Linked DNA regions of Homo sapiens: region 1 is linked to region 2. A link is a loop called in an ENCODE intact Hi-C map of the cell type or tissue named here. Cell type or tissue: PC-9. All regions are shown on one strand. Links, peaks and the distances in the headings refer to the core of each region. The heading gives the core; the rest is flanking DNA. Region 1 overlaps LOC112268416 (a long non-coding RNA gene). Region 2 overlaps LOC105374690 (a long non-coding RNA gene).

The links. Hi-C counts contacts between places; a loop is a spot of excess contacts. Peaks named below come from ENCODE experiments on the same cell type or tissue, not always from the same donor. Only the 100,000 strongest peaks of a DNase experiment are listed, where the experiment ranks them.
Region 1: a loop joins it to region 2, with 7 times the contacts of the local background. A loop is called at or near these places in 4 of 110 quality-filtered maps.

Annotation. Positions count from the first base shown.
Region 1 is chr2:55,833,583-55,845,007 of GRCh38, reverse strand. All of the region lies in intron 2 of LOC112268416 (a long non-coding RNA gene), which reads right to left. Among named protein-coding and RNA genes, the nearest start is that of EFEMP1, 84 kb to the left of the region's middle. RefSeq lists enhancers at 6,908-7,684, 7,685-8,461. In PC-9, for the core only: no CTCF peak of the experiment used is centred there; a DNase peak (open chromatin) is centred at 5,657; H3K4me3 peaks cover 1,205 bases; H3K27ac peaks cover 1,560 bases.
Region 2 is chr2:55,954,594-55,966,018 of GRCh38, reverse strand. The region is part of intron 3 of LOC105374690 (a long non-coding RNA gene); the gene reads right to left. MIR217HG (MIR217 host gene) reads left to right here. Exons shown (of 3, transcript NR_126406.1): 3 at 2,137-2,613. Among named protein-coding and RNA genes, the nearest start is that of MIR217, 23 kb to the left of the region's middle. In PC-9, for the core only: a CTCF peak has its summit at 4,544 (motif pointing right); DNase peaks (open chromatin) are centred at 4,548 and 7,488; H3K4me3 peaks cover 542 bases; H3K27ac peaks cover 1,809 bases.

The DNA of each region.
Region 1 (11,425 bases), core at 3,739-8,738, 120 kb after region 2:
TGGTCTCTGTTAAAGTAATTGTACTAATAGAAAACTATTTATGAAAGTTAATTTACGAAATACAGAAGTCTTCTCAACACCCCTAACATCACATGATGGAAACTGGAGATGACTCTTCTTCCCCATCTCTAGACAAGGCAAATAAAGAAAAAACTAACTTTACACTAGGAAGTGCGTGCCTCTAGTCCCAGCTACTTGAAAGGCTGAGGCAGGAGGATCGCTTGATCCCACGGTTCAAGGCTGCAGTGAGCTATGATCGTACCACTGCACTCTAGCCTGGGCAACAGAGTGAGACCCTATCGAAGAAGGAGGAGAAGGAGAAGGAGAGGAAGAGGAAGAGGAAGGAGAAGGAGGGAAAGAAAGAAAGGAAAGAAAGAAAGAAAGAAAGAAAGAAAGAAAGAAAGAAAGAAAGAAAGAAAGAAGACTAGGAATATCTAGGCAGCTATTAAAATTAGTCTGTTTTCATGAAGGATCTAAATGGAATAGGTAAGGCATTAAGCAGTTACAATGTCTAATTTAAATTGAAAACACAATACACATACCTGTGAGATTCTTTTTTAGACCACTGAAATGCACTTCCTTTAGACCAAACATCTAAAGGACACTGTTAAATATAAAGTTTAAACATAAAAATCCCTTATAATGCAGTAAACATTTATGTGGGCTGAAGAATATATTCAATTGTGTAGGACTGAAGAATTGATAAAACAGTAAGTACTCCTTTGTATGCTTCTTAGAGATTAATGTAGAGCTGTTGAATATCAGTTGCAACTTAATAACATGCTCAGATTTTTGCATTTTTTTTTAATTGCTCAAGATTTGGCACATTTTTTTCTGTTGAGTGAAAGCCCATGCATGCAATTACCTGTGAGGAAAGCTATAGACACGTTAGGGCCACTTTGCCTTAACAGAAGTAGCTGTACATTATGAATTGCATATTCTCCATCTCTGGTCCTAAATCTAGCAGGCCATTCCAAAAGCTTCCATGGGGGCTTCAGCATATATCATTTACTTCCTGTTCCAAAAAAAAATAGTTCCTTAAACAGCAATTCTCTTCTTGTTCCCAAAAACCGTTTCAAACACTCTGTGATGAAATTATGCAAAGGAAACAAAACAAGTGATCCTTTGGATGTTACAAAATGGCAGTCAGGAAGTCTAATAGCAGCCTATGACCACTTGGGAGGAGGATAAAATTAAACATCTGCTCAAAGACACAAAAGAAATTTTGTTGACATTGTTTTTTTAATGGTCCAAGTGTCGATCTGAGGATTCCATTTTGAAGTCACTGAAGTTATATCAAGATACATTTTTTATTCAATGAGAGTGCTCAGAGGTGGGTGGGGCAAGTTTCCATGTCACACAAATAAAAATAGATGATAAATAAAAAGAAGAAATGAAACATGATGTAATACAAAGCCATTTAGCTCTGCCAGATGCTTCTGTAGCAAACAAGGAATAGCAGCAAGTCAAATGCATGTCCTGTTATCTTCCCATAGCTTCAGTAATGAATTATTTGGTGTGAAAGCAAGCTTGGGCCCCAGATCTTGACAGTTTTATAGTCCTTGGTCAAAGTTTTCAACAGCGTTTGGGGCAGGCGTGACTAGGCAGCTAGATTACACATACTGAATTTCCACTTACAGATACACAATGTTTACTTTTCAGGGTGAGCCAGTAAACCAGCTCACCAATTAGGCCACACATTCTTTGTGCCTCATGAAAGCTAAGCAAAGACTGTGGATGTAAAAGCCTCAGAAACACATGCAGCTGGAATTTCCTCCAATGTGCCGTCACACAATCTCCATGAAAAAGACTCTCAGTGACCAGTAGCCTTCTGTATCACAAGCACAAGTGTCTCTCGAGTGGAGAGTTCTAGTTCTGTGGGTTCTGAAGACCCACATCCAGGCAGATGAAAGGATCAAACTTCAGAAACAGAGGCAAAGTTTTACCAAAAAATCACCTAAACTCCTTTATGCTCCCTATCACTTAGCCTGTCATTCAAGTTTCTCCGCAATCAATTGTTCAACTTTTTAAACCAAACTTTCCTTAAATGAATCCTATGTTCCAATCAAACTGATCTTCTCATGGTATTCTAAATATGCAGTATGAATTTCTACCTCTCTGTCTCTGCTCAAACCATTGGCTCCACTCAGAATGTCATCATCCTGCCCTCCCTATCTCTTCTTCCTCATCATAAATCTAACACCTGCACCTAGACCCCATTCAAAGGCAACCTCCTCCATGAACACTTCTTGGCTACAGTGATTTCTGTCTTCTCTGGCCTCTTGTAGCATTAACTTCTTTTACACAAATTTGATGCTAATACTGCTACATGAACATCTTCATATCATCATAGAACTTTTTATGTATGTGTATTTTGCCCTCCCAAGAAACTGCCCAGCCACCTGTAAGCCACTTCTACTTGGGTGGCAGTCATACTGCAAATTCAACAAATCTACACCAAACCTATATCCTTCTTAAATATCTACTGCCAGAACCATCATTCATACATTTCAGCTAGGCTCAAAATTATGAAATCACCTTTGATTTTTCCATATTCCCCATATTCAATTAGTCACCAGGGCCTGGGAATTTTAGCATTAACATATCTCTTGCAACCACCGCTTTTTCCATTTCTGCTGCCAACACCCCTGTTCAGGCCTTTATTTCTTCATCTGGACTATTTCAATAGTCTCCCAATGGCCTCTCTATCTGCAGTTTATCCACCACCTCCAATCCAATCTGAGCATACAACTAGACTAATCTTCTCAAATACAGCTCTGACTCACATGATTTATCTGTGTAAACATCTCCAATGGCATCCCAAGGCCTACCAAATAAAGCAAAACTTCCTCAATCTGGCCTGAAGTGGGCCCAGTGTAGTGGATGTGGTAATGCCACCCAGATCCTCCTCTACCAGGATAATCATTCCCCTAGATACCAGCAATGTTGGCTTCTGCCAGGTCATAGTTGAACCCCTTGCCAGAAATCGCCTTTGGCAAAGGAGCAGTTTGTCCTGAGTTCGCCCCCTCCCCAGAGGTAGCCCACATTCAATGACTGATTGCTGTGAAGATACACAGCCCCAGCCCCTTGCCTCAATTCAGAACTTTGTGAGGTTATGCCAGCTTCTAATTACCACATGGGATCAGCTGACAGCCCTGTTGCAATTTCATTTCAGTTCAACTTCACCTTCTGCCATATCCTGCCCCTCTCACTCCCTCACTCTCTCACAGGAGTTAATCCCAAGAGCACTCCCCAATAAATTGCCTGCACTGGAATCTTCATCTCACAGTTTGTGCTCAGGAAACCCAGTGTAAGACACCCAACCACCTTTCTTTCATATCTTCCACTCTTGTCTTTTGTATATCCTCCACTCCAGTCAGTCTGGGTGATCTGCCATTCCTTTAAGCCATCTCATGCATTAACACTCACTCATTCATCCAAAAAGTGTCTACCGATTATCTAGAATGTTCCAGACTCTATAAGGAGTATTGGCCTAAATGAATATAGACAAGTAAACAGGCCAGTAGGATACAGTAGAAGCAGTGACTTCCCAGCTAACACCAGAGAAAGAGCAAGGGAAAAGAGTGTGCTAGATAGGGAAGAGCGTGCACGGAGTCTGAGAGATAGGAAAACCTGCCTGGTATGTGAGTGAACTGCAGGTGCACTTCAAAATGTCTGAAGCTCAGGGAGCTTGAGGAGTGGTGGCAAGAGATGAGGCAAGAGAGGTCAGCAGGTCCAGAATGAGAAAGACAAGAAGCCTTATTGGGGACCTGGACACTATCCTTAGAGCAAAGGGAAGATATTAGAGGGTTGTAAGGAAAGAAAACACAATGATCGTATTTGTGCCTTAGAAAGATTCCTTTGGCTACAACGTAGAGAAAGAATTACCTGGAGGGAAAGTTGAAGGGAAATGGCTACTGCAGTCATCCAAGCAAAAGATGATGGTGAGCTGACCCAAAAAGGTAGCAATAGAGATGGAAAGACCTGGACACATACAGAGATATAAAACAAAATAAAATATAAAAGATCTAGTGGTTCTTTACATGGAAGGTGTTGGGGAGGGAGGAGTCAAGATTATACCATGGTTCTGAATTGAATAACTGGGTGTACATTATTCACTAAGATAGGAAACTGAGGAAGATGCAGATTTGGGGAGAAAGATAATGGGTTTGGTTTTGAACATGCAGAACTTAAGGCATTTAAGTAAGAGCTGTGTATATGAATGTGCACAGCAGAAAGTTAGCTATATAGGTCTGAACTTCAAGAGGGCAGCCTGGCTAGAGACATAGGCAAGGCATCATCAGTATATATATACACTCATAGAAACCTGGAGATGAGATTGACAAGAGCCATCAGAAAAGCGGAAGTAAACACAGCAGAATGTGGTGTCTGAAGCCAAGAGAATAACTTCAAGATGAAGCAAGTGGACAACAGCATCAAATATTACTCAGGCCAAATAGAATAAGGACTAAAAAGAGTGTCCACTGATTAGAAAAGCCACTGTGCCTTTGCTCAAACTATACCCTTGGTTTGGGATGTCCTTTCCCACAACCAGAAACCAAAGAAACATTTTCCATCTTTCAAGGATCTGCTCAAGTTACCTCACATTTGCATATGGCAGTTTAGTGAACATCATCACGTTACCTCATTTACTGACAGTAAGATCTTGAGGGTTAAGACCATCTCTTATGCATCTTGGCATCCCCTTCAGCTCATTAAAATGTAGATGCTGTAGGTTCAGAAAAGGAGCCAAATGTGCAGGAAAAGGTTCATCAAAGAACAGAATCTAAGGGTTGGAAGAGCTGATCCACAGGGCAGAACCATTGCCTGTCCCTGCCAGCAAGAGGGTACACATAGGACAAGCCGCTGCCCATGTGGGAAGAGTGATGAAGAAATTTCCTTTACTGTTTAGAAAGGAACTCTAAATAGTCTTTATCCTTATATGCAAACTTAGTAAATGAAATGGTAAACAAGACTTTCCTGGCTTTTCATTGTGACATTAATTTTGTGGACCAGTTTAGTGCTAGATCTGGAACAAAATACCCACATCTTCCAAAGCCTGGCTGACATCACTTACCCAAAAGGGAGGCCATGAATAGCCACTGATAGCAGGCATTCATCTTCTGAGTTTTTTGTTTTGTTTTGTTTTTTTCTGGAGCGTAAACATCTAAAAAGGAAAGGCTTTTTGAACTAGGTGCAACTGCCAACTTCATTTACCCCCTCATATTTAATGAGCCTATTTTGCTTTATGAGTACTTCAAAAGAGCTGACAGAGAGGAGGAGGCTATGAATAGAAAACATGAAGCAACTTGCTGAGCCCTCATTGTGAGGTCGACAGCTTGCTTTGTCATACCCTTGCAGACCTACGTTTTCATGATTCCTTTTTCAAACACTTATCGAAATCCAAAGCAGAAGAGAATTCTTGATCTCCTCCAAAGTGTCAACATGAAAGACAATATTTTAAGGCAGCCTGAGGGAGATGTGGTCACCAACACAGTAACAACAATCAAGGTGGTAGTAATGCGGTACATTTTTTTGGAGGCATTAAGCCCAGTCCTCCAAAATTTGCTGCACAGCTGCAGGGATAGGAAATATTCTGCCCTTCCCCCATTCCTGCCTAAGCAACATTCCTGTTGAGTTGTCAAGAGGCCCTGGCATTTAGAACATTGGCAAATATTTACTCAACACCAGTAGAGTACTTTAAATACGGCGAGTCCTCAATGGTGGAGACACTCGACACCACTAACAAATAACCCTTTGAGCAGTAGCTTTTTATAAATGTAGGGAGGACAGAGTAGAGGAGATAAAAATTAATAAGGGTAGGAATTCCCAGCAGCTTCAATCTGGAATATGATGCCTAAAGGAATTTCAAGTTAGTAAGTTTGTAAATATCTATTAACACTAAGTACTGCAGGATTCTGGGTGGTCGCCTCTTTTCACCACCTCATTTTGCCATTTTGGCACTGCTTTCATATTAATGTTGTGTATAATATTGCACACTTCAATTCTGGGTGTCTTTACCCCTTATATTGTGGTTTCCACTGACAACCAGAGCAGGTTAAAAACAAATGATACACTTCACACTGATCTATCCCACAATTGCTCAAGGATGAATAGCATCATAAAAGTGGAACAAGCTGTATAAGGAGAGCACTTCAGGCAGGAGAAAGAGTCAGCTAAATCTGACACCCAGGAAGGAAATTAGGATTTAGTCCAATGCCAGCATTTTACATCATTTTTTTTTAACTTAACAAGCTGAGACATGAGTTTTACCAAGATCACATAATTATAAGCGTCTTCTCAGAATTAGTTTTACTCTCTGTGTTTCCTCTGTTTTTAATACCTATAATATTAGAACTCGATCGCAATATAACTGCATGCTACACTTTACAATCTTGTTTAAAAAAACATTTATTTTAGGTTCAGAGGTACATAGGCAGGTTTGTTATATAGGTAAATTATGTGTCACCAGGGTTTGGTATACAGATTATTTCATTATCCAGGTAATAAGCATAGTGCCAAATAGGTAGTTTTTTTTAATCCTCTCCCTCCTTCCACCCTCCCTCCTCAAGTAGGCCCCAGTTTCTGTAACGTGCAGTATTTGATATTCTGTTTCTGCATTAGTTTGCTTAGGATAATAGCCCCCAGCTCCATCCATGTTGCTGCAAAGACATGATCTCATTCTTTTTTATGGCTGCATAGTATTCCATGGTGTACCACATTTTCTTTATCCAGTCTATCATTTGATGGGCATTTAGGTTGATTTCATGGCCTTGCTATTGTAAATAGTGCTGCCATGAACATATGTGTGCATGTGTCTTTATGGTAGAATAATTTACATTCCTTTGGGTATATACCCAATAATGGGATTGCTGGGATGAATGGTAATTCTATTTTAAGTTCTTTGAAAAATCACCACACTGTTTTCCACAATGGCTGAACTACTTTACATTTCCACCAGCAGTGTATAAGCATTCTTTCTCTGCCATCTCCCTACCATATTATTTTTTTACTTTTTAATAGTAGCCATTCTAGGCCAGGCATGGTAGCTCACGCCTTTAATCCCAACACTTTGGAAGGCTGAAGTGGGTGGATCGCTTGAGCCCAGGAGTTCAAGAGCAGCCTGGGCAACATGGCCAAACCCAGCTTCTATAAGAAATACTAAAATTACCCAGGTGTGGTGGGCATGCACCTGTAGTCCCAGCTACTTGGGAGACTGAGGTGAGAGGATTACTTGAGTCCAGGAGGAGGAGGTTGCAGTGAGCCAAGATTGTACCGCTGGAGTGCAGTGGTACAATAAAAAACAATAATAATAATAGCCGGGTCCATTCCAAGATGGCCAAATAGGAACAGCTCTGGTCTGCAGCTGCCAGCGTGATCGATGCAGAAGATAGGTGATTTCTGCATTTCCAACTGAGGTACCTGGTTCATCTCATTGGAGTTGTTTTGACAGTGGGTGCAGCCCACAGAGGGCAAGGCAAAGCAGGGCAGGGTGTTGCCTCACCCAGGAAGTGCAAGGGGTTGGGGGGATTTCTCTTTCCTAGCCAAGGGAAGCTGTGACAGACAGTACCTGGAAAAAAGGGACACTCCCACCCAAATATTACGCTTTTCCCATGGTCTTAGCAACTGGCAGAGCAGGAGATTCTCTCCCGTGCCTAGTTTGGTGGGTCCCACACCCACAGAGCCTTGCTCACTGCTAGTGCAGCAGTCTAAGATTGACCTGCGAGGCTGCAGCCTGGCGGGGGGAGGGGCGTCTGCCATTGCTGAGGCTTGAGTAGGTAAACAAAGTAGCCGGAAAGCTCAAACTGGGAGGAGCCCACCACAGCTCAGCAAGGCCTACTCCTCTATAGACTCCACCTCTATGGGCAGGACGTAACTGAACAAAAGGCAGCAGAAACTTCCGCAGACTTAAACGACCCTGTCTGACAGCTCTGAACAGAGCAGTGGTCTCCCAGCATGCTGTTTGAGCTCTCAGAATGGACAGACTGCCTCGTCAAGTGGGTCCCTGAACCCCTTGTAGCCTAACTGGGAGACACCTCCCAGTAGGGGAGGACAAACACCTCATAAAGGTGGGTGCCCCTCTGGGACAAAGCTTCCAGAGGAAGGATCAGGCAGCAATATGTGCTGTTCTGCAATACTTGCTGTTCTGCAGCCTCTGCTGGTGATACCCAGGAAAACAGGGTCTGGAGTGGACCTCCAGCAAATTCCAACAGACCTGCAGCTGAGGGACCTGACTGTTAGAAGGAAAACTAACAAACAGAAAGGAATAGCATCAACATCAACCAAAAGGACATAACACACCAAAAACCCATCTGTAGGTCGCCAACATCAAAGACTAAAGTTAGATAAAACCACAAGGATGGGGAGAAACCAGAGCAGAAAAGCTGAAAATTGTAAAAACTAGAGCACCTCTTCTCCTCCAAAGGATCACAGCTCCTCGCCAGCAATGGAACAAAGCTGGACGGAGAATGATGTTGAGGAGTTGACAGAAGTAGGCTTCAGAAGGTCGGTAATAACAAACTTCTCCAAGCTAAAGGAGCATGTTCTAACCCATCACAAGGAAGCTAAAAACCTTGAAAAAAGTTACACAAATGGCAAACTACAATAAATTGTATAGAGAAGACCTTAAATGGCCTGATGGAGCTGAAAACCATGGCATGAGAACTTCATGATGCATGCACAAGCTTCAATAGCCAATTTGATCAAATGAAAGAAAGGATATCAGTGATTGAAGATCAAATTAATGAAATAAAGCAGGAAGACAAGACTAGAGAAAAAAGAGTAATAAAAATGAACAATGCCTCCAAGAAATATGGGACTATGTGAAAAGACCAAATCTACATTTGATTGGTGTACCAGAAAGTGACGGGGATAATGGAACCAAGTTGGAAAACACTCTTCAGGATATTATCCAGGAGAACTTCCCCAGCCTAGCAAGGCAGGCCAACATTCAAATTTGGGAAACACAGAGAACACCATAAAGATACTCCTTGACAAGAGCAACCTCAAGACACATAATTGTCAGATTCACCAAGGTTGAAATGAGGAAAAAATGTTAAGGGCAGCCAGAGACAAAGGTCGGGTTACCCACAAAGGGAAGCCCATTAGACTAACAGCAGATCTCTCAGCAGAAACCCTACAAGCCAGAAGAGAGTGGGGGCCAATATTCAACATTCTTAAAGAAAAGAATTTTCAACCCAGAATTTCATATCCAGCCAAACTAAGCTTCATAAGTGAAGGAGAAATAAAATACTTTACAGACAAGCAAATACTGAGAGATTTTGTCACCACCAGGCCTGCCCTAAAAGAGCTCCTGAAGGGAGCACTAAACACGGAAAGGAACAACCAGTACTGGCCACTGCAAAAACATGCCAAATTGTAAAGACCATCGACGCTAGGAAGAAACTGCATCAACTAACGAGCAAAATAACCAGCTAACATCATAATGACAGGATCAAATTCACATATAACAATATTAACCTTAAATGTAAATGGGCTAAACGTCCCAATTAAAAGACACAGACTGGCAAATTGGATAGAGTCAAGACCCATCAGTGTGCTGTATTCAGGAGACCCATCTCATGTGCAGAGACACACATAGGCTGAAAATAAAGGGATGGAGGAAGATCTAACAAGCAAATGGAATATAAAAAAAGCAGAGGTTGCAATCCTAGTCTCTGATAAAACGGACTTTAAACCAACAACGATCAAAAGAGACAAAGAAGGCCATTGCATAATGGTAAAGGGATCAATTCAACAAGAAGAGCTAACTATCCTAAATATATATGCAGTCAATACAGGAGCACCCAGATTCATAAAGCAAGTCCTTAGAGACCTACAAAGAGACTTAGAATCCCACACAATAATAATGGGAGACTTTAACACCTCACTGTCAATATTAGACAGATCAATGAGACAGAAGGTTAACAAGGATATCCAGGACTTGAACTCAGCTCTGCACCAAGTGGACCTAATAGACATCTACAGAACTCTCCACCCAAAATCAACAGAATATACATTCTTCTCAGCACCACATAGCACTTATTCTAAAATTGACCACATAATTGGAAGTAAAGCACTCCTTTGCAAATGTAAAAGAACAGAAATCACAACACACTGTCTCTCAGACCACAGTGCAATCCAATTAGAACTCAGGATTAAGAAACTCACTCAAAACCACACAACTACATGGAAACTGAACAACCAGCTCCTGAATGACTACTGGGTAAATAACGAAATGAAGGCAGAAATAAAGATGTTGTTTGAAACCAATGAGAACAAACACACAACATACCAGAATCTCTGGGACAAATTAAAAGCAATGTGTAGAGGGAAATTTACAGCACTAAATGCCCATAAGAGAAAGCAGGAAAGATCTAAAATCGACACCCTAACATCACAATTAAAAGAACTAGAGAAGCAACAGCAGAAAAATTCAAAAGCTAGCAGAAGGCAAGAAATAACTAAGATCAGAGCAGAACTGAAGGAGATAGAGACACAAAAAACCTTCAAAAAATCAATGAATCCAGGAGCTGGTTTTTTGAAATGATCAACAAAATTGATAGACCACTAGCAAGACTAATAAAGAAGAAAAGAGAGAAGAATCAAATAGATACAATAAAAAATGATAAAGGGGATATCACCACCAATCCCATAGAATTACAAACTACCATCAGAGAATATTTTGAACACCTCTATGCAAATAAATTAGAAAATCTAGAAGAAATGTATAAATTCCAGTACACATACACCCTCCCAAGACTAAACCAGGAAAAAGTTCAATCTCTGAATAGACCAATAACAGGCTCTGAAATTGAGGCAATAATTAATAGCCTACCAAACAAAAAGAGTCCAGGACCAGTTGGATTCAAAGCAAAATTCTACCAGAGGTACAAAGAGGAGCTGGTACCATTCCTTCTGAAACTATTCCAATCAATAGAAAAAGAGGGAATCCTCCCTAACTCATTTTATGAGGCCAGCATCATCCTGCTACCAAAGCCTAGCAGAGACACAATAAAAAAAGAGAATTTTTACCAGTATCCCTGATGAACATCAATGCAACAATCATCAATAAAATATTGGCAAACCAAATCCAGCAGCACATCAAAAAGCTTATCCACCATGATCAAGTGGGCTTCATACCTGGGATGCAAGGCTGGTTCAACATATGCAAATCAATAAAGGTAATCCATCACATAAACAGAACCAATGACAATAACCACATGATTATCTCAATAGATGCAGAAAAGGCCTTTGACAAAATTCAACAGCGCTTCATACTAAAAACTCTCAATAAATTAGGTATTGATGGAATGTATCTCAAAATAATAAGAACTATTTATGACAAACCCACAGCCAATATCATACTGAATGAGCAAAAACTGGAAGCATTACCTTTGAAAACCGGCACGAGACAGGGATGCCC
Region 2 (11,425 bases), core at 4,375-9,374:
GCCCTGCTCTCCTTATCTCTACAGACACGCTTCCCACTTTCTTTCTTTTCTGGCTCCCTTCCTCCTTCCCTTCACACACACCTTCACACCTCCCATCTACTCTGATTGTATTAATTGATACCATAAAGAACACTGTTATAAAGGGAGGCACAAGTGTTGTAATATTTGAGGGGCTTTTAGTGCAGGAATTAAAGGCTAATACTTGGCCTGGCCAGACCTATCATTGCATGCTATGTCCAGACTCTCCAAAACTGTGAGAGCCTACTTTGAGTCCCTCTTTCATATCTTTGTAGCATTTGAGTTCACTGAATATGTTGGGAGCTTCAGATAGAAAAGGACCCTATCCCTCCCCTCAGGGAGCTGATGCTTGCCCAGCAGGGACAGTAGGTTAATGAGGAGCAAAGCTCTCCCTAGTTAATCTGGCTCCAAGTGTAGTGTGATGGGTCCCCTACCAGGTTACTTAAGGGTATATGTCCACTGCCTGAACCTTAAAGGCCAGGTGGTGAGCTAAGGCTGTCGTGCCCAGCCGAGGAGCAGGTGTCTCTGAGAACACAAACATACCAAGGAAAACAGTCCCATCACACAGGCACAGTAGGCAAAGAGCCAAATAATTAGCTTAAATGAGAGATGGGAAGTGGGATGAATCTCTAGAGCTGTCCTGCTGCTGCCCAGGAGTGCTCTGTAAGTAAGTCTTAATAAACCCATCTACTCACCAAGCTGGACTTGTCCAAAACATTTTGGTCTCCTGATACCTTCCCAGTTTGGGGGGTGGGTGGTGGGGAGGAAACATTACAGTCCTAAGTTTTTCTCATAACACCAAGTGGATTCATTTAGAAGGCAATTTCCTAGCAAACATCAAATTCACAGCTCTCCCTGGATCAAGAGTGGTAAGCTTTCTAGTAAAATGATCTGTTTGGAATCAGATCTACTTAAGTCTAAATCCCTTTTCTGCCTTGGACAAGTCACTGAATCTCATTGAGCCTCAGTTCTCTCTACTATAAAATGCAAATGACATCTAACTCAAGACTCTACATGAGGATTAAATGAGGAAATGTTATACAAAGCACATGGCATAATTCCTGGCAAACAGGAGATACTCAATAAAGGGTAGTTTCCCTTCTTCTTCCTTCTCTCTTCCCAGACCTCACAAGAAGAGGAGTGTGGCCTCTTAGTGAGATGATATAAAAGAGACTCTAACAATATTAAACACTTCAGTAGCACCTACTACATCCCAGGCACTATTCTAAGCACATCTGTATTTCAGCTCATATAAGTCTTCCCTAAAACCCAATAAGATAAGAGCTATTATCATCTCTACTTCATAAATGAGATAGCAGGTAACTTTCTGAAGTCACACAGTTAGAATGTATGTGATGCGGCTATGATTTGATCCCAGTTTATCTAGCTCTTAACTATCACATTATTAGGAAACAGATAGTGAGAGAGGTGCTAACTGTATCTGGAACTCAAGTACACAAAACAAGCAGTCCTCAGACAATGAGCTCTGTTTGATTTGCACAGTGTTTTAAAAATCAAGTCTATATTTCTGACTGCTCTCAAAAAAGTTGGAAGATCTGGCACTAGGCAGCTCACATACTGATGTGGCAACAAGCCTTTGACTGGTGGCTGCTGTCTGGACTGAGGTCCCCAGTTCACCAGTCTCCAGTACTCACAGTCGTATTACAGGGCCGGCTTCACTTTTGACCTGCACATACATTTGAGCTTGTCGTCCAGAATTAGGTAATGATGCTAAACCGTAAAGACACAAGAATCGTGTTCAATAACGTGCACCCAATGGTTAAAATGTTTGAATTAAATGAAGGAAAAAAATGAACGTAGGAAAGAGGTCTGCGTGAAAAGCAATCAACAACCAGGTTCAAACACAACCACGCAGAAAATGCCTGGATAAGCCTTTGAGCCCTATGTGCAGAAATTGTAAACTCCTGCTCTTTTCCATATCTCCACACCTAAATAAAAACCTGAAAATGCAAGTTTCCTTACAGTCCATGGAGCAAAGACTCTTTTGCCTTCAATGTTAAATGTGTTCCTCTTTGGCATAGCTAAAAGAGGGAGTTTAAATTTTCATGTACTACTTAACCCAAACAATATTTTTTTCTCTCTCTTTTTTTTTTTTAGCTCTTTAGGCCTTAATGATTGACATGATCTTGGAAAACAGGTATGTAGCAAAACTCTCCTAGAAACCTGAAAGATGTGGCAAGAAGAAAACATGGAGCCTTTTCTGAACAAGCCTATGAGAGAAGAAGAATCACTTCAATTTATTAAGTGTGGATTCTGGGGCTAAAGAACTTACCTACAACCACACAGCCAGCAAATTACTGACCCAGCATATTCTGAACCCAGGTCTTTATTCTTTCCAAAACTTCACAGCACCTTCCTCAGAGCATCTCTACATGAAAATCTGTATAAAGAAGTGATCTGTGGTGTCGCCATTTGTATCAAAATGGTATCACAAACTTATTTAAAAGGCTTCATCTAAAAGTCTTCAGAGTTTTGGCCAGGGAAGAGCTCTAATATCACACATTAATAACCTTACCTTTGTAACATGTAAATTGTTTTTTGTTTTAACATCTCAGTTTCATTAAACTGAGACCAGAAAGAGCCATCATCTTTTTACCAATTTGTAATCATTTTATTGTGTTATGGACCTGCAGCAATGCTGACTATATTTACAAATCTGTGAGTGAAATTTTAAAACCATTTTCCTCTTCTAATCTCTCCCATCCTGCCTTCTTAGAAGCACACAAAGCATCTCAACCACTCCCAAATTCCCTGTTGGAATACCCTTAATGATTCTGAAATATTTTGTTATTCCCCAAACACCTCCCTAAGACGAATCACTGGACTCCAGGCTCTTCACATTGCCAAGTTGAATCGAGTTCAAATGTTCTATCTAACCAAACTCTAACTTACAACAAAGCCACATATAGTAGATGATGTGTAAGATATTCCGAAAATACCAAGGCAACAGGGAAAAAAAATCTGTGTCATCAAGAGGTCCTCCCAGAACTTCTTGTAATCTAGAATAATCAATTTTGTCAAGCTCCTGTAACCTAATCATAGCACACATGTGTATATATGTATAACTAATAACATAAATCAACTTTCATTTTAATAATGTATAGCTTAAGTTTTCTCACATCCAAAACAATTAGTGTTGCCAAATTTAAGATTATTTCTCTACTTTAGACATCAGAACATGCACAAGGACTTGAGGAATAAACAAATCCAAGAAAACAATCTTAGCCTGATAAAGTAAAAATTTTGAATAAATTCATAAATCATTTAAAACACAATCTTGTTAAATTAGCTATTTCATAGTATGTTATGAATGTAAAAGCAGAACACAGAAAAGGCATTTTCCAAAAAGATATAGGACTTAGTAGGATTTCCTTTTATGTTAAAAAATGGCCCATGGAAGAGCAGTTTTCAGAATGACCAGGGCATAGTCAGACACCTCTTTCATTGGAAGCTTCACCAAAGGGCACACTTCTCCTGAACTCAGAGTTTTGAGTCCAGACCCAGCTCTTGCCAAAGTTCACTGGGAGTTTTGCTAAGCTTCAAGATGATCCCACCTGAAAGCTCTTTGGAGACAAAGTTAAGGTAAGTTCCCCTTAATATTTCCAGAACCATATGAACATATAAGCAAACTGTGTAAGGCTACGTAGAAATGATTGAATTTTAATTTTTTCAAACTACAAACACTTTAAAGACAAGGATTCTCCTCTATACTTATTTTGTAGTACTAGCACCAAGAATAATGCATAGTACATAGTTGATACTTAATAAATTCAATACTTGTATGAATAAACTGAAAAATTCTCACAAGACCATTGGGGGCAGTTCTACTAATCTCCCTGTAGCCCTGCAATTTTCAAAGGCTTCATCACGCAATTCCCCTCACAACTTTTTGGTTCACTAATCATAAAGCCACACGGACAGAAAGGAAAGAAATCCCAGAGACCAAAAAGCCGTTTGTTTTGTCCATCTGGTCACATATTTATAGCGTTTCAGAGCTAAAAGTGGTATTAGAAGTTGCCTTTGAACAGTCCCATTTTACATGTGAGAAAACTAAAGTCTAAGCTCTTGGGTGAAGTGACTGAGCCTTGATCACCCAGCTGACAAGCACCAAAGCACTTCCCGATATTATTTCCTCCATATTCCTCTGCAGTTAGCCCCCACCAACTCCACCAGAAAGTATTTGTAGACTTAGGTATTTCCTTTAAAAGCCTCAGATGACTTTACTTGGGGTGTGGTGGAAGGGACCACAATTTTATTATAATTTACCAATAGCCAGGAGTTTTGTTCCACTAAAACATATGTATTGACTGATCTGCTGAATCTTGCTTTGGGGGGAAGGTGTTTTTTTTTGAGCCCATCTGAAAATGTTAAATGTTTCATTACTCTTAGATTATTAAATGAATAACTCCAGGGAAAAAATGTATCATTGTTTCTTATGAGTATTAAGACAAAGAGGCAAAACTTTCCATTTGACCACAAGAGGGCAGCTACAACATTTCCTGCTAGGTCTTTGGGGTTCTGAACTACGATCAACTGGGCATTTGGGGACTCAGCTTGCCATAGACTCCCTAATAATACCTTTCAACTGAATTCCCAATATGTCACAAAACATTCTCTCATGGTGTTTCCTGGGACGGTTTTTGTTTTGTTTTTAAAGAAATTATTTTCCAACTTCTTTCCAGATCTACAGAGTCCTCTGCTTTAGAACTCTGTGCCAAAGTTACCATCTACAAAGATCTTTGGAGACCAATAAATTGTTAGGCTAATTAGAAAACCCACAGAAAATGTTTTATTTTAATTAAGTTTGACCCCAGATAAAAATAAAAACAGTAATGATTATCTGATTCCACCACACTTAATAAAGCTTGCTCTAAGTGCTTCACGGGATTTGCCAAATATTTGCCTCATCTCAGCCTTCATTCGTCATTCCCATTTTCATGATATCCTAAAATCTTTCAAGTCAAAATTTATTGTGGAATTTTATCACTGAGCTAAACGGTGGGAGGTCTGCAAATAAAAAAGCAGAGATTAGTAATAGCTACATTCCATATTCTTATAGTTGCACAAAAACATAAATTCAAACTTAGTTCATCTGTTAGGTGCATAAAGAGTGGGGAGTTAATTTGAAAAGTAAGTGCTAGATTTTATATGTATATATGTGCATGCATCTGTGTGTAGGTGTGGCTGTGTGTATATACCCATTAATTTTTTTTGTTTTTTCACTAGTAATTATATATAAGTAGTTTGGAAATTTACTATTGATGTTTGTAGATTTTGAAGATGTACATAGCGATGTATTTCCTTCACATTTACCGTGAAGCCTTTCCCTTAACCATCTTATTTAAAATTGCAACCCCTGTCCCCCCAATCCCCACATATCCTGTCCTCATTCCCTGTTGTATTTTTTCTCTTATCAACATTTGACATACTTTATATTTTACTTGGTTTTTGTTAGTCTCCTTCACAAATAACCCCTCCCCAACTAGAATAAAAGCCCTATGACGAAGACAGAATTTTTTCTATTTTGTTTATTGCCATGTCTTCAAATCTTACAATAGTGCCTGACACATCAGAGGAGCTCAATAATGCAGCAACATGGTAAATTCACAAAAATTGAAGCATTTTTACTAGAAACTGATATTTTAAAATCTCTAGCATTGCTAATTTACTTCAGTACATTTAAGGAGACCTCCTAAAAAGAGATAATAGCCCACTATCAGAACTGAAGCATATTTCCTAAAGCAAGTATCTGAAACAATACGTGGGCTCATGATTATGGCTGAGTGTATACTCTTGAATGCTTAGACTCAGCAGGTCCTGTTTCCCAGAAGTCAATCAGACCTGGACTGAATTCTCAGCAAAAGTGGCCTCCAAAAGTTGTCACAGCATCACACAAGCAAAGCAGTGGGATAAAGGAAAGAGTAGTGACCTATCAATAAGGAGCCCATGGTTCTAGTTCTGCCTCTGCCACTAGCTAACTAGGAGTTAAACCATCCATCTAAATTGTTAGTGCTTTGATGTCCTCTAAAAAATAATGGATATAACACCCTGTTTATATCAAAGAACTTTGGAATCCAGTGAAATGTGAAAGTATTTTGGTAAGTATGGACTATTTTTCAAGTAGAAGATGTTATTAAAATCAATGTTGCCTGTACTGTGCTATGTAATGCCACCATTTGGTGTGGCCAGTCAACAATTTAATGGTTTAATGAACAATTCTAGGCTGGATCCAGTTCTATCAGTCAAGTGATGGTTTGTCAGGCCCTTCTTGGTACTCTAACCCCTAGGCCTTCTTCTTGCCGCTGTTGGGTTTATTTGACCCCAGAAGCTCTGCCCCATCCTGCCTCTAGGATGAATCCTAAGTGGAAACAAAAGACACTAAGGGAGCTCTATCGCCGTAACGAGGAATTCACATCATGTCACCGTACTTAGTTAGTCCAGCCCTGATCATATGCCTCAATGCTGGTAACTGGGCATCTTCTTTCTTCTCCTTCTGATAATCAGATCAAGAATTCGCCTCCTCTTGAAAGCATTTTCACAGTAGGTATAAATATTTGCTAAATTAATGACAAAAAGACTTTACACCAGTGTCCCTCTTGGTTTAGAGCTCTGCCAGGTCCTTGTCAGTACGTCCTTTAATCCCCTACCTCTTCACTCCTGGCAGCCTTCCCTGATGCTGGCTGACCATCAGTAGCCTACACCTGAGAGCATCAGAAGTACAAGATATCTTCCTCGATTCCTACTGCCACATTCATCCACCTTTAGGACTTCTCACTTATTCCATTAGACTCTGTAAAGCCAGCTGCTTTTCTGATCCATGCTTGCTTGTCATACCCAGTGGATACCACCTTCTATTTGCCAACTGTTCTCTCTCAGGGTCTAAAACAGGTCTATATCCTCAGGGCCTGCCTCACTTGGTTCCTGTTCCAGCTCGTGGCTTAGCCATACCACAGGACCCTCACTGGGTTAACTGGAAAGATGCTGTTTAGTCTTGGCTACCATGGCAGAACCCTGACAGCACACAAAGCAGTGCAAGTAATATTCAACTTCAAAAAATGTTATCTTTCAAAAATATGCTTGCAAATAGATTCTCTAGCACTTGGGAATGCATGTCTCTACACCAACAACTCATACACTTCAGTAGTCATTCCTTCAAACACATTCACTGAGTATCTTCTTACTTTGCACAGTTCTTGGCACAGGAGAAGAGAAAGTGAGACACAACCTTGTTCCTCCAGAAGTTCACAGAAGAACAAAGGAGACAGTGATAGAAATGATACATATGCAAGGCAGCATTTGGAAAAATAGAGGACTATCCGCAGTACGGTGAGAACAAGAAAGAAGAGGTGAGCCCTCTGCCTGGGCGGATCAGGAAGGTTCCACAAAGAGACATTCCACTGAGGCCTAAAGAATGAGGAAGCATGCACCAGGCAGATGAGTGGAGAAGGGTGTTCCTGGTATGTGGTTGTCAGGTTGCCAGACCAACACCCAAGTGTCAATTTAACCCCAACTGTAGCTCCGCCAGTGCTGCAGGCTTATGTCAGAAACAGAAATGGGATAGGTTTTTGTAGGCCAGCCTGGGAATACTTGTTTCTGTTGGGAGATTAGCTCTAAAACCCTCAATAAAAGAGAGTTGGCCCTGGGCTTATGCCAACACATATGTACCCACTGCCACTACCACCACTCATCACCTTGGGCAAACAAGAAAAGCAGTTCAGTGTCAGGAGGAACAATTCTTGCACTTTCACTTTCTTTCACTAACTGATCTTGTGAATGCAAGGTCATGAGTAAGGCCTTTTGGGGACTGCACATACAAGACAGGTCCACACTCCAAGGAGCTTAACAACAGGCTATGCTAGGCCAGGTGCAGTGGCTCACACTTGTAATCCCAGCACTTTGGGAGGCCGAGGCGGGTGGATCACGAGGTCAGGAGTTTGAGAGCAGCTCGGCCAACATAGTGAAACCCCATCTCTACTAAAAATCCAAAAATTAGCCAGATGTGGTGGCACACACCTGTAGGCCCAGCTACTCAGGAGGCTGAGGTGGGAGAACCACTTGAACCCAGGAGGCAGAGGTTGCAGAGAGCTGAGATCATGCCATTGCACTCCAGCTTGGGTGTCAGAGTGAGACTCTTTTTAAAACAAACAAACAAACAAACAAAACAGGCAACAGGCTATGCAGGCAAGACCCGTGCATATAAAATAACTGAGAGTCCAAGGCAGTAGCTGCCAAAATAATGACACATTCTATAAGCACTACTGTCCTAGCCATCACTGCTTTCTGGAGAGAATAATTCAATTTAGTTGAAAAAGTGTTTTACATTAAATGCCCACTAAAAGTCTGTTGATTATGTAAGACTGCATTCTGAATTTCACAAGGCAGGATCCACCAAGTTCCATAAATGTAAATAAGTTTTCCTCCCAAAAGTAACAGGTTAAGTCAACTCTGGAAAGACTATGGGGAGTTTAATTAATAGGAATTCTGGTTTACTCAATACAAGAAACACATCAAACTGAATAGGTATGAAAAAGCATTTCCCACCAGTTGAAGCTGTCTGAATTAAAATGAACCGCCTTGGGAGGTAATAAGTTTCCCGTCAAGCTAGATAATTACTTGGCAGTGATTTGGTAGGGGTGATGCAAGCATTCAATGACCAGTAGGCTCCCTTCCAGTCCTGTGATTGTGTGAATTTCTGCAGCTCCCCCTTGATAACACAATAAAACCTGGGAACCCACACTGCAAGGTTTTCAATGTTGAAGATTAGCCATGGGTTAGGCTTATTCAGGGTACCAGAGCCTATTCTGAATGGTGGTGAGGAAACAGAGAATGGGAAGGTCGAACTTCTACCAAGAACCTGACCAAACTCCCAGGGTGCTAGTCAGTATCTGGGGAGAGCTTCAGAATGCCAAAACTCATTAGTGCTCAAAAAAGGTCATAGTTATTAGACAAGGGCACTCCATTATGAAGTCCTAACTAAAGAACTAAAAAAAAAAGCCCCTTGAAGACAAGATGTGTAGGATTCTAGAGTATTTTGAAAGGCTCTTCCAATGCTGACCCCTGAGGGTCCCTCATGAATGTTAGCACATCCAGATTCTTGGGAAACTCCAAGCAAAGCTGTTGTCAAAGATGTGCCCAAGAAGAGTGCCTCCAAAAGTAAACAAGCAGGAGATAGACAAGACAGTTATACAGGTCTCCTGAGTAAAGTATACAGGACTGAGATGGTGAATGCAGAAGAGGAGTAACAGCCTGAGGGGACCCGGACAACCAAGAAACTGGTTGTTTAAAATCCTGGCATCTTGTAAATTTGTTTGAGTTCATTGTTGATTCTGGATATTAGCCCTTTGTCAGATGAGTAGATGGCAAAAATTTTCTCCCATTCTGTAGGTTGCCTGTTCACTCTGATGGTAGTTTCTTTTGCTGTGCAGAAGCTCTTTAGTTTAATTAGATCCTATTTGTCAATTTTGGCTTTTGTTGCCATTGCTTTTGGTGTTTTAGACATGAAGTCCTTACCCATGCCTATGTCCTGAAAGGTATTGCCTAGAAAAAAACAAACAATCCCATCAAAAAGTGGGTGAAGGATATGAACAGACATTTCTCAAAAGAAGACATTTATGCAACCAAAAGACACATGAAAAAATGCTCATCATCACTGGCCATCAGAGAAATGCAAATCAAAACCACAATGAGATACCATCTCACACCAGTTAGAATGGTGATCATTAAAAAATCAGGAAACCACAGGTGCTGGAGAGGATGTGGAGAAATAGGAACACTTTTACACTGTTGGTGGGACTGTAAACTAGTTCAACCATTGTGGAAGTCAGTGTGGCGATTCCTCAGGGATCTAGAACTAGAAATACCATTTGACCCAGCCATCCCATTACTGGGTATATACCCAAAGGATTATAAAACATGCTGCTATAAAGACACATGCACACGTATGTTTATTGCAGCACTATTCACAATAGCAAAGACTTGGAACCAACCCAAATGTCCAAAAATGATAGACTGGATTAAGAAAATGTGACACATATACACCATGGAATACTATGCAGCCATAAAAAATGATGAGTTCACGTCCTTTGTAGGGACATGGATGAAGCTGGAAACCATCATTCTCAGCAAACTATCGCAAGGACAAAAAATGGTCTCACTCATAGGTGGGAACTGAACCATGAGAACACACGGACACAGGAAGGGGAACATCACACACCAGGGCCTGTTGTGGAATGGGGGGAGGGGGGAGGGATAGCATTAGGAGACATACCTAATGTTAAATGACGAGTTAATGGGTGCAGCACACCAACATGGCACATGTATACATATGTAACGAACCTGCACATTGTGCACAAGTACCCTAAAACTTAAAGTATACTGAAAAAAAAAAAAATCCCAGCATCACGCAGTACCTCAAAGCAAATTGCAAACAATGTCATTCGCTGAGCTCCGGGTATCCTGTCTCTGAAACGATGCCACTGTGTAAGAAAAACAGCCCATGTTTGGATCCCTATTAAACCAATTCTGGGCTCTGTAACTGATACAGGTTTTAAACTCCCATGGGCTTCAAAAATCAGGGGACTGAATTAAAATTTTTTCACAAAGTCCCTATAAGTCCCTTATAGATCCAACTCTAGGATCTATAATCCCCATACACAAAAGAGAACATGTTATAGGAGAAGAAAACAGTTACCAGCAGGTCATTCCAAAACATGCTGGAAGAAACTAAATAAAGCAAAAAATCTTGATTTTTGATTTTGTTTCTATGACTTCTCATTTTTTTCCATTTTGTGACTAAACTGTGGTTTAAGTAGTTAAGCCAAATGAATAGAAGCGAAACCAATATACTACACACCAGCAGCATTCTTATTTTTGTGGAGAAAGAAAACAAATATGTGCTATTTGATCGTGTAAGAAAGATAAATCTACCAAGCTTCCACAGACAAAGCCCATTAAATCAATAGGGGTCTGCCCAGTGCCCAGGGAAACCCATCAAGAGCAGCCAAATTATTTCGTTTTTTTTTTTAAAAAAGCTATCAACTTAACATTACAAATCATTTGCTGTTCTCAAGAGAATTGCCTAGTATTGCAAAACTTGATAATTACTGATTCATGACTGATTTAGGAAAAACATCGGCTTAAGTAATCAGGCCAGAGTACTGCTGCTGACCGCAAGGCTGGCAGGAAACCTAGCTTTTCTTTCATGAATGTTTAACATTTTACAAAATTTAGCTTTTAGCATATCACCACTGGTTTGATTTTTCAAAAACCTGGGAATACAGAACATACCAGTTATGTATTATCAAGCACCTATCTTTTCTCTAACTTTTCTTCAAGTATCACTAACCAGAAACGCAGTGAATTATGAGAAAGTGATTCAGAAATCAGA